2 separate regions of the Homo sapiens genome follow, and region 2 is linked to region 1. A link is a contact called in ENCODE Hi-C or POLR2A ChIA-PET data. All regions are on one chromosome and are shown on one strand. Each heading gives the region's core, a stretch centred on a gene start or an enhancer-like site at or near the end of the contact. The rest is flanking DNA. Distances are from core to core; before and after follow the strand shown.

Region 1 (3,891 bases), core at 967-3,466:
TCAACAAATTTTTATGCTAAACAAACAAATATTTACTCGGAGTCGAATGACAAATTTATCCTTCCTTTCTCACTAATTTTGTAACCCAGAAAGAATGCAAGAGGACATAGCCAAGGCCTCCAACCTACGTAACCTGACTGGCAGCTACAGGTAGTAGCTGTTTCTCTGATATTTCATCCTGAGAAGGAAAGGAGGGTCAGTGAGGCAAAAAAAATAACCAGGGCCATTGAGGAAAGGGCACACACTCACACCAAGACTGGGCACCACACTCAAGGAGAGTCACCAAGGCAGTGACACTCAAGCAGTCTGTCTACTCTGAGACTCTGGTCTAGGTCTCTTTCAAATCTGGCACTCCATGACAACTCTTGGAGTCCCACCACGCAGCTTACTGCATTCTCATTTAGTATATTACAAATTTCTTTAAATCTATGACTTCAGACCCCACACATTCCAAATTGGGTAATAATTCATACAGAGGTGAGGCTAAAATTCATCTTTTTTGTCTACGAGGGAAAAAATTTGCTAAGTAAGTTAATAATGCACAAAGTTACAGTAATGAGGAGGAGGCACAGGCTTCTGAGGGCAACAGAATCATCAAAAGTTTTTCCCCATACTAAGCCAATCCTGCTGCATCAAGGTAAACTGTCAGAAATTCTGAGAATCCTTGGGGGTTGAAGATAAAGCCTAGAAGGAGACAACGGTTTAGAGAAATAGGCAGAAATAATATATTAGCTAGAAAATACCTGGAAGTACCTGCAAAATTAGAAATGTGAAGACTTGTGTAAAGGTCAAAATCTGATTTGATAAGAAATAGACACTATTGTTAGACAAGTAACTCATCAGTTAAGTTTCCAACAGCCAATAACACCATAAAAAAAAAAAAATCAATTGGCTTGGGAAGAGAACAATCCAAACAGGATCTTCACACATCAACCTGGTAGACAATGATTTAACCTAGGTTGTTAAGTAGAAGATACAGATGTGGTTTAAGAGCTCTGGAAATTTCAACCAGGCAGTCTGGTGTATGAAATCTACCATATTTTACTGAGGTAGACAAAACATTCACTATGGAAAACAGAATCTAATCAGAAAGTTGAAAGAATAAGCATTTCTAATATCCTCCAACACAAATACTCAGTGGAGCAACTAAAGCCAATGCAAAACAGGTCAGTATTCTAGGGAGATTCCTGCGGGAGAGTCTCAAGGCGCAGGAACATGAAAAGGCTGACTTTAAATATATATAGCTGCTATGTGCTGAACTTCTGATGAGCAATTCTCAGAGCTGGAAAACTGTTTGCACTTTTTGGCTATCAAACATCAGTATTTTTGCTCCAAACTACAAATAGTGTATTCTCAAAACTAACAGCTCATTGGGTGGTTCATTGGTCTCTGCAATATACTGCCACATGTACAAGAACAACTTCAGGTCTCGATATTCACGTAGGAACATGAACGCTGGAAACAAGACTCTCACAAACGGCTTCTGTTTTTCTAAAGGATTCGTTTTACTTATATATTGCCCTTCTACACACATCTACTATGCTGCACCAAGAAAGCTAGGTAGAGGCTGGATTTCAGAAAAGACAGCCCTCAATGTCAAATATTTCATTTGTAGTTGGGCTGAATGCTGAATAAGCAGCATACCTCCCATTCTTCTGTGTGACAGAAAACAAAACTTCTTATGCTACTACATTCCTGAGAATTTCTTGACTAGATTTACATATTGAAGCAAGATCCTGAGAACAGTTACAGAATCAACTTGCTCAGGTTATTTTTACAATGGGCAGAAGCTCTTTAGACACTGTCCCATCTGCAGAGGAAGAAGTCTGGGTACCTCCTAACTCCAGAATTCTGGAAAAAAAAAAAAAGACACTAAAGACAGTAAAAACTGAACAGTCTCAAAGTCAACCTATCTTGATATACAGATGTCCAACATTTTCCACAGCAAAATTTCTTACTGAAAGACATCCATCAGGAAACTCAGCTATGGTGACTATAACTAGAGATGGCCTGTGTTTAGCAGTATATTCTTCAGGTTTTACCATGAAAAAAACTGCTTACAGACTTGTTATTTTTAATAAGTCTATGCATGACTCAGCATTTTGTTTCATATTGTCAAATAAACCTTGTATCCAAAAAGCTTGCTGCCAAGATAAACAATTACAAAGCACTCTCACAAATTACCACTACAGGTACCATGCAACAGGTGCCACACTTCCCACTACATCAATAAGAATAACCTGTGAGTCAAGAAATCAGGTCTAATGCCAACTGCTTCATTCCAGAGCACTAAAACCCAGAGATCAAAGATACCTTTCTTGCTTCCATTAATGCCTTTCATATATAATTTAAAGCAAAAATAGACTGTAAATAGAAAATAGAAAAAGTATTAATTTTATAATTACAGAAGCAGCAAAATGTGGAGAGAAGAAGCTAAAACAGAAAATGAAACAAGAATAGAAACGTCAACTTGTAATTGAACAATGCTTTTGAAATTGAGCTTCTTAAAAAGTACCAGGAACAATACAATTTTTCAAATGACACCTAAGGTCTTCAATATCTAATTCCCTCACAATCCAACCAGTAACAATAGCACCAATGTATTTATAAAACATGAAAGATTTGGCAACGTTTATAGATGCTTCTATATTGCTGAAATTTACGTGGATCCAACTAGATGACATCAGACAAAGGTAACAATAATTCTTTAAAAATGTACACAGTACATTTTTAAAGCATTGGGTACAGAATGAAATTGTAAATTTTGGCTAAAACTAAAGCAAATAGGTCCAAATCACAACACATGTATAGGAGAACCTGGTGCACCAGGATAAGCACGTTCAAAAGCCTGTAACCCTTATAGAATCTGCATAGGTCTGAATACTCTCTGAGAGGCCAAACCTAAATTTGGAGCATAAATACCAATACTTTCAAAATATAACCTAAATGCCCTTGGCTCCTTAGACCAGCTTTGAAAACAGGTGGTAAATTTGACAAATGGTATAGAAAGAATTCTTTTTGAGAAACACCGTATCCTAATACCTGTATTTCATTTAAGAAACTCAAAAAATTAATTGCTTCATTAGCTTTCCTATATATAGAGTTCATTTATACATCAGCAGCATGCCTGTTAAAAAAAATTCCAACTCCCCAAACCTTTAGCTGAGATGTCAAAGGCATGAAATTCTATTGTTAGACTCATTCCGCCAAGTTTAATATTGCTCTTTTTTGCTGTCTTCTCTTAAAACACCTTTATTTTTCTCTATTACAGACTGAATTAGTTTATCAAACATATTTTTCATGATAGGAGGGATATGGTAAAGGTAGGGTACAATGTAATTCTCATGGAGAGAAAGAAAAGCAAAGGTTCCAAAAAGCTGAGAATGTGACTTAACACCAAGATACATCCAGATATTGCCCACAGTCAGCTCCTATGCTATAGGGTGTCTGAGTCAGTGACACACTCCTAGAAACAAAAATTATTTCACTAGGCTCTAAGCCTGGGGCACCATCCTACTTGCTAATTTCTTTAACCATACACAGAGATATCTCAAAGAGGTCTTAGAGTCCATGAACATTTTTTATAACCACCTTTCCCTTCCAGAAGATACTTTCTATCTTTTTCTTACCTCAATAACCTGCTCAAGTGATTGTTTTTCCTTGTTATTGTTTTGAAACCGATAAAAGCAATGCATGCAAACTGAAAGCTCTCCAGTCCAAATAATTCATATTGATGTACTATAAATGGCAAAATCATTCTTCATCCCCTACCAATGCCGGACATATCTTGAGGAAACCCCTATTAATATTTTGGTATATCCTTCCTTTTTCCGCGTATTTACAAATGTAAGAGTGAGTGATTACTTCTTTCTACAATGAAAACATGCAAGA
Region 2 (3,891 bases), core at 875-3,374, 76 kb before region 1:
TATCTAAACACATTAATCTTCTGCCTGAACTGAGGTTTTTTAATAGGAGAAATGATTTTAAAATGGATATTTCATGAATAGATCACTTTTTCTGGTCATTTGCCACCTATGAGAAATGAAGCTATTTATTGTTGTTTAAGTAGTCAAGTCCAGATTACCAGGACTCTTGACCCCTTTGAAATAATTCTATAACAATTGGCACATGCCTACAGCAGCCAGACTGATAGGGTAGTAAGTGGAGTCTACTGATTGGAGAATGTGGGATCTGTCTAAAGCGGTTGCTGTGCCCCACTCTAGACCCATGGTCAGAGCATCCAAATTTCAAGAGATGCTAAAAGTACAGATTTTTGTGTGAAAACTCTTGAATTTTTCAATTGCAGCTCAATTGTTGTAAAACACAATGTTCATACACAATGCAGGCTAAAGAAAAGTTAGATAGATGAGTTACCAATTTGTGTAATCTAGAAATAGTTTATCAGTTGGTCAAAGAACCAGCCTTACTGTACCAAACACTATACAGGAAAGATTTCTTTCAATCAGGGATCCTATGAAAATGTTCTACATCTCTTTTTACATTGTATAATCAAACTCAAATTTCTACTGCTAAAAGGGCAGGTTATGAGATTTCCTCTATATTATTATTAGGAAATTTGGTATCTCTCGCTCTTTTGACATTACAGACACAAGCAAAGGGATAAAGATAAGGAATCTATTGTCTTGGGCTTCTCCTCCCCTTTCCTATTATTGACAGTTTCTGAACCCCTTCACAACACCACAGGCTAAACTCAGTTCCTACTCAGAAAACAGAGCCCCCTTCCCTCAAACCCTTTCAGTAAGTGTTAGTAACTTCTATGATCCACAAAATAATTTAGAATTCGAGTACAAACTTGCACCATTTACACAAGGACATTATGACTGTCACTTCTTTTCCCATAAGCCACGGGTTCATACATATAAAATGTTCTTTTTAGTTATAGTTACACAAACTACTTAAAGCACTATTTGCCATTTTATTTCACTGAGTGTAATTTTCATAAGTTTACTTTTTTGCATAGAACAGCAACTCCTTGTTTGTGGTTTCTTCATTGGCTAAATACTGAAGAGGAACTCTCCAAAACTCAACATGAAACCTTATTAGTATTTGCTAACTTATTAACACATCATTTAATTTAGTCATCTATCTCATTAAGGCATAAAAATGGTTCCAAAGACTATCAGGATTTTGCTCATGTTAGATTAGTTACCTGTTGCTGTATAACAAACCACCTAAACATAGTGTCTTGAAACAACGATTTAGTATTTCTCACGATTCTGTGGCTTGGCTGTGCAGTGACCTCTAGTTTTGCCTCGACTTTCTTCTATGACTGCATTGAGAGAGAGGGGCTGCCAGAATGGTGGATTCACCATAGCCTTATTGACATGCTGGGAGTGGGTGCTGGCCATCAGTGGGGGTTCCCCAGTTCTCCTCCATATGGCCTCTCATCCTACAATAGGCTAGAACGACCTCCCTCAATGTTGGCCTCAGTGTGGACAATAAAGGCAGAAGCTGCACAACCACTTAAGGCTCAGGTCCCAGAATTCGCAAAACATCACTTCTGCCTTGTTCTGTTAGTCAAAGGAAGTCACAAGGCTAGCTCCAGTGGTGCACCTTCTCTTATACAGACACTCATAAGCTAGTTATCTGCTGGTCCAGGTTCAAAAGGGTGGACTGAAGAAACAGACCCCCACCTTCTGAATAGGAGGAGTATATACATCAGAATAACATGAATTTGCAGCAGCCACATTGTGCAATCCTCTCTACATGTGGACTCACTCGTAAAATTTTTGCAAACATTATTCTATTCATATAGAAAGTAAAGACTCTAAAAATCCTCTGTAAAACTTCTGAAGAAGCACTTAGCCAAGGATATCAGTTACCTCCTATATGCCACTATATGTCCTCTGAGTCTTACTTTTCTGTTGTTCTAGCTGCAGCTACTGCAGTGAACTTTGAATGACTCCAGCCTACCTCACACAGGCAGGGTTTCCCTAGGGTATGTGAAGTCGCAGGCAAATATTTTAACAGGGTCCCTGACTATACAAACAATATGAGTCACCTGAAATCAGCATGTCAGTGCCATTCTGGAGACATAATCTCACACCATCCCACAAAAGAAATACTGCTCTGACAATCCACCCCACAGCTTCCCTGTTCCCCGAGGCATCAGATAATGTATGTCACATCTCTCTGGCCCACCTCTGTTGTGGGCAGTTGCACACAAGCACAGACTCATGCTGATATCTCAATGTCTCTGCTTTTCAAGCTAGGAGCCTTCTCCAAAATCCCAGATGTCCATGTAAGCATGTGAATGCATATTTAAGCACTTCCCAGAAAGGGAAAAGACTTATAGCCCCTACAGGCAACTCTCAATAAGTGGGGGATGGGAGATAGTGGATTAATGCCCCAGCCTCCCATCCTATGAATGTACAATTCTGAGAAGAATTCTGTACTGGAATGAAGCCCCTATTGCTTACTGTAGGAACCTCAATAATGCACTTTTACATTGTATTTTTCTCTTTCACTCTTCCTCCCAACTCCCTTACTCCTGCTTCCTGGATCACCATTTTAATAAACTATCTGCACCTGCACCAAACCCTTATTCATGCCCTGCTTCCAGGCAAACCAAAACTAAGACACCATAAGACCTTTTTTTTTAAACAACATGTGTGCAACCCAGAAATGTAGGGGAAGGGAGATAAACCATGGAGTGAAATTTTGATGAATGGAAGACTGAGACATCAGATAGTCTTAAGTCCCACCTCCACCCCACAGACTATTCTGAAAAATAATTGTTTATATAATCTTTTCAAAGTCTTCTTGAAAATGAACAGTCAATTGAATTCAATACCAGGAAGTGGCCAGTTTCATAGCACACAATATTGGCTCTCCTTTCCTTATCTCATTCCCTTTTTTTCTCCTTCTTGCTTGCTGGAATTGAACTTCCTGCTAAAATAATAGCACATAAAGCTTTAACTCAGACTTTCCTTCTTGAAGAACCCAGGCTAAGACACCACACAGCACAGAATTCAATTTGATAAATAACCAGTGGGAAGACATGAGGCATAATGGTTATCAAGAGTTTAGACAGACTTCTGTTTCCCCAGCAAGTAAAGAGATTAGAAGTCACAACTCCATCATAACAAATAAAAAGCTGAACATACTGAAAAATAAACAACTCTTCTTAGATCCCTCAGAGAATTGAGGTCACAGGGCAAACCGCTGCCCCAAAAATTGGAAAGACAGACAATCGAGTATAGAGAATCGTGACTTACTAGAGCAGGAACCTCCATGACAAACTGTAATTGACAAATTACCAGAGGCTCAGGGCAGACAACTCTGAGCGTTAAAAATTCCAGGGGGAATCAGCCATAGGGGGCCCTCCACATTTTTGTGAGTTTTACCTCCAGGAGCTTGAGCAGGTTCTCACAGTAGGTATTAGAGGAAAATCCCTTGCTTCTGGCCGGGGGCGGGGAAAAGGAAACTTCTTAAAACATACCGGAGCATTCCGTTCTTAATGAGGCCTCTCTCAGGTGAAACTAGTTTACTAGAGCCTCACCGGCAAGAGTTTCAGCAGAGCCTAACTTATCTAGAGGAAGGGAAATACCCGAACCTAGCCCCCTTTAGCCATCCTGTCCCACTTAATGGAGGAAAAATAACTGACAAGTACAGGTAAAATTTAGGGACACAGGTTCATCAAAAGACTGAAACGAATCACAGGATATAGAATGCTTCCCCTACTCCATACCTTAACACCATACCATTGAAGGCCTACTTACCACAGTTCTTTTTTTTCATTACATTATGTCCACCTTTCAACAAAAAATTACAAGATACACTAAAAGGCAAAAAAC

What was found. Hi-C counts contacts between places; a loop is a spot of excess contacts on that map. ChIA-PET counts read pairs that join two places held with the same protein, here RNA polymerase II (POLR2A). Pooled maps may share reads with other maps.
Region 2: a loop to region 1 is called in a map with no recorded cell type, with 1.8 times the contacts of the local background. The contact joins two enhancer-like sites. A Hi-C loop is called at or near these places in 2 of 168 maps with a recorded cell type or tissue (Calu3 and GM11168), 10 of 37 single-sample maps with no recorded cell type and 1 of 50 pooled maps. POLR2A ChIA-PET finds 5 or more read pairs at or near these places in 4 of 52 experiments (BJ, GM12878, activated T-cell and 1 more).

The regions. Positions count from the first base shown.
Region 1 is chr5:103,270,341-103,274,231 of GRCh38, reverse strand. The region is part of intron 2 of MACIR (macrophage immunometabolism regulator); the gene reads right to left. Among named protein-coding and RNA genes, the nearest start is that of MACIR, 14 kb to the right of the region's middle. Within about 2 kb of position 2,216, at least 2 of the 41 ENCODE cell types and tissues checked have a DNase peak (open chromatin) inside an H3K27ac peak, as active enhancers do.
Region 2 is chr5:103,346,109-103,349,999 of GRCh38, reverse strand. No RefSeq gene overlaps it. Among named protein-coding and RNA genes, the nearest start is that of MACIR, 89 kb to the right of the region's middle. Within about 2 kb of position 2,124, at least 2 of the 41 ENCODE cell types and tissues checked have a DNase peak (open chromatin) inside an H3K27ac peak, as active enhancers do.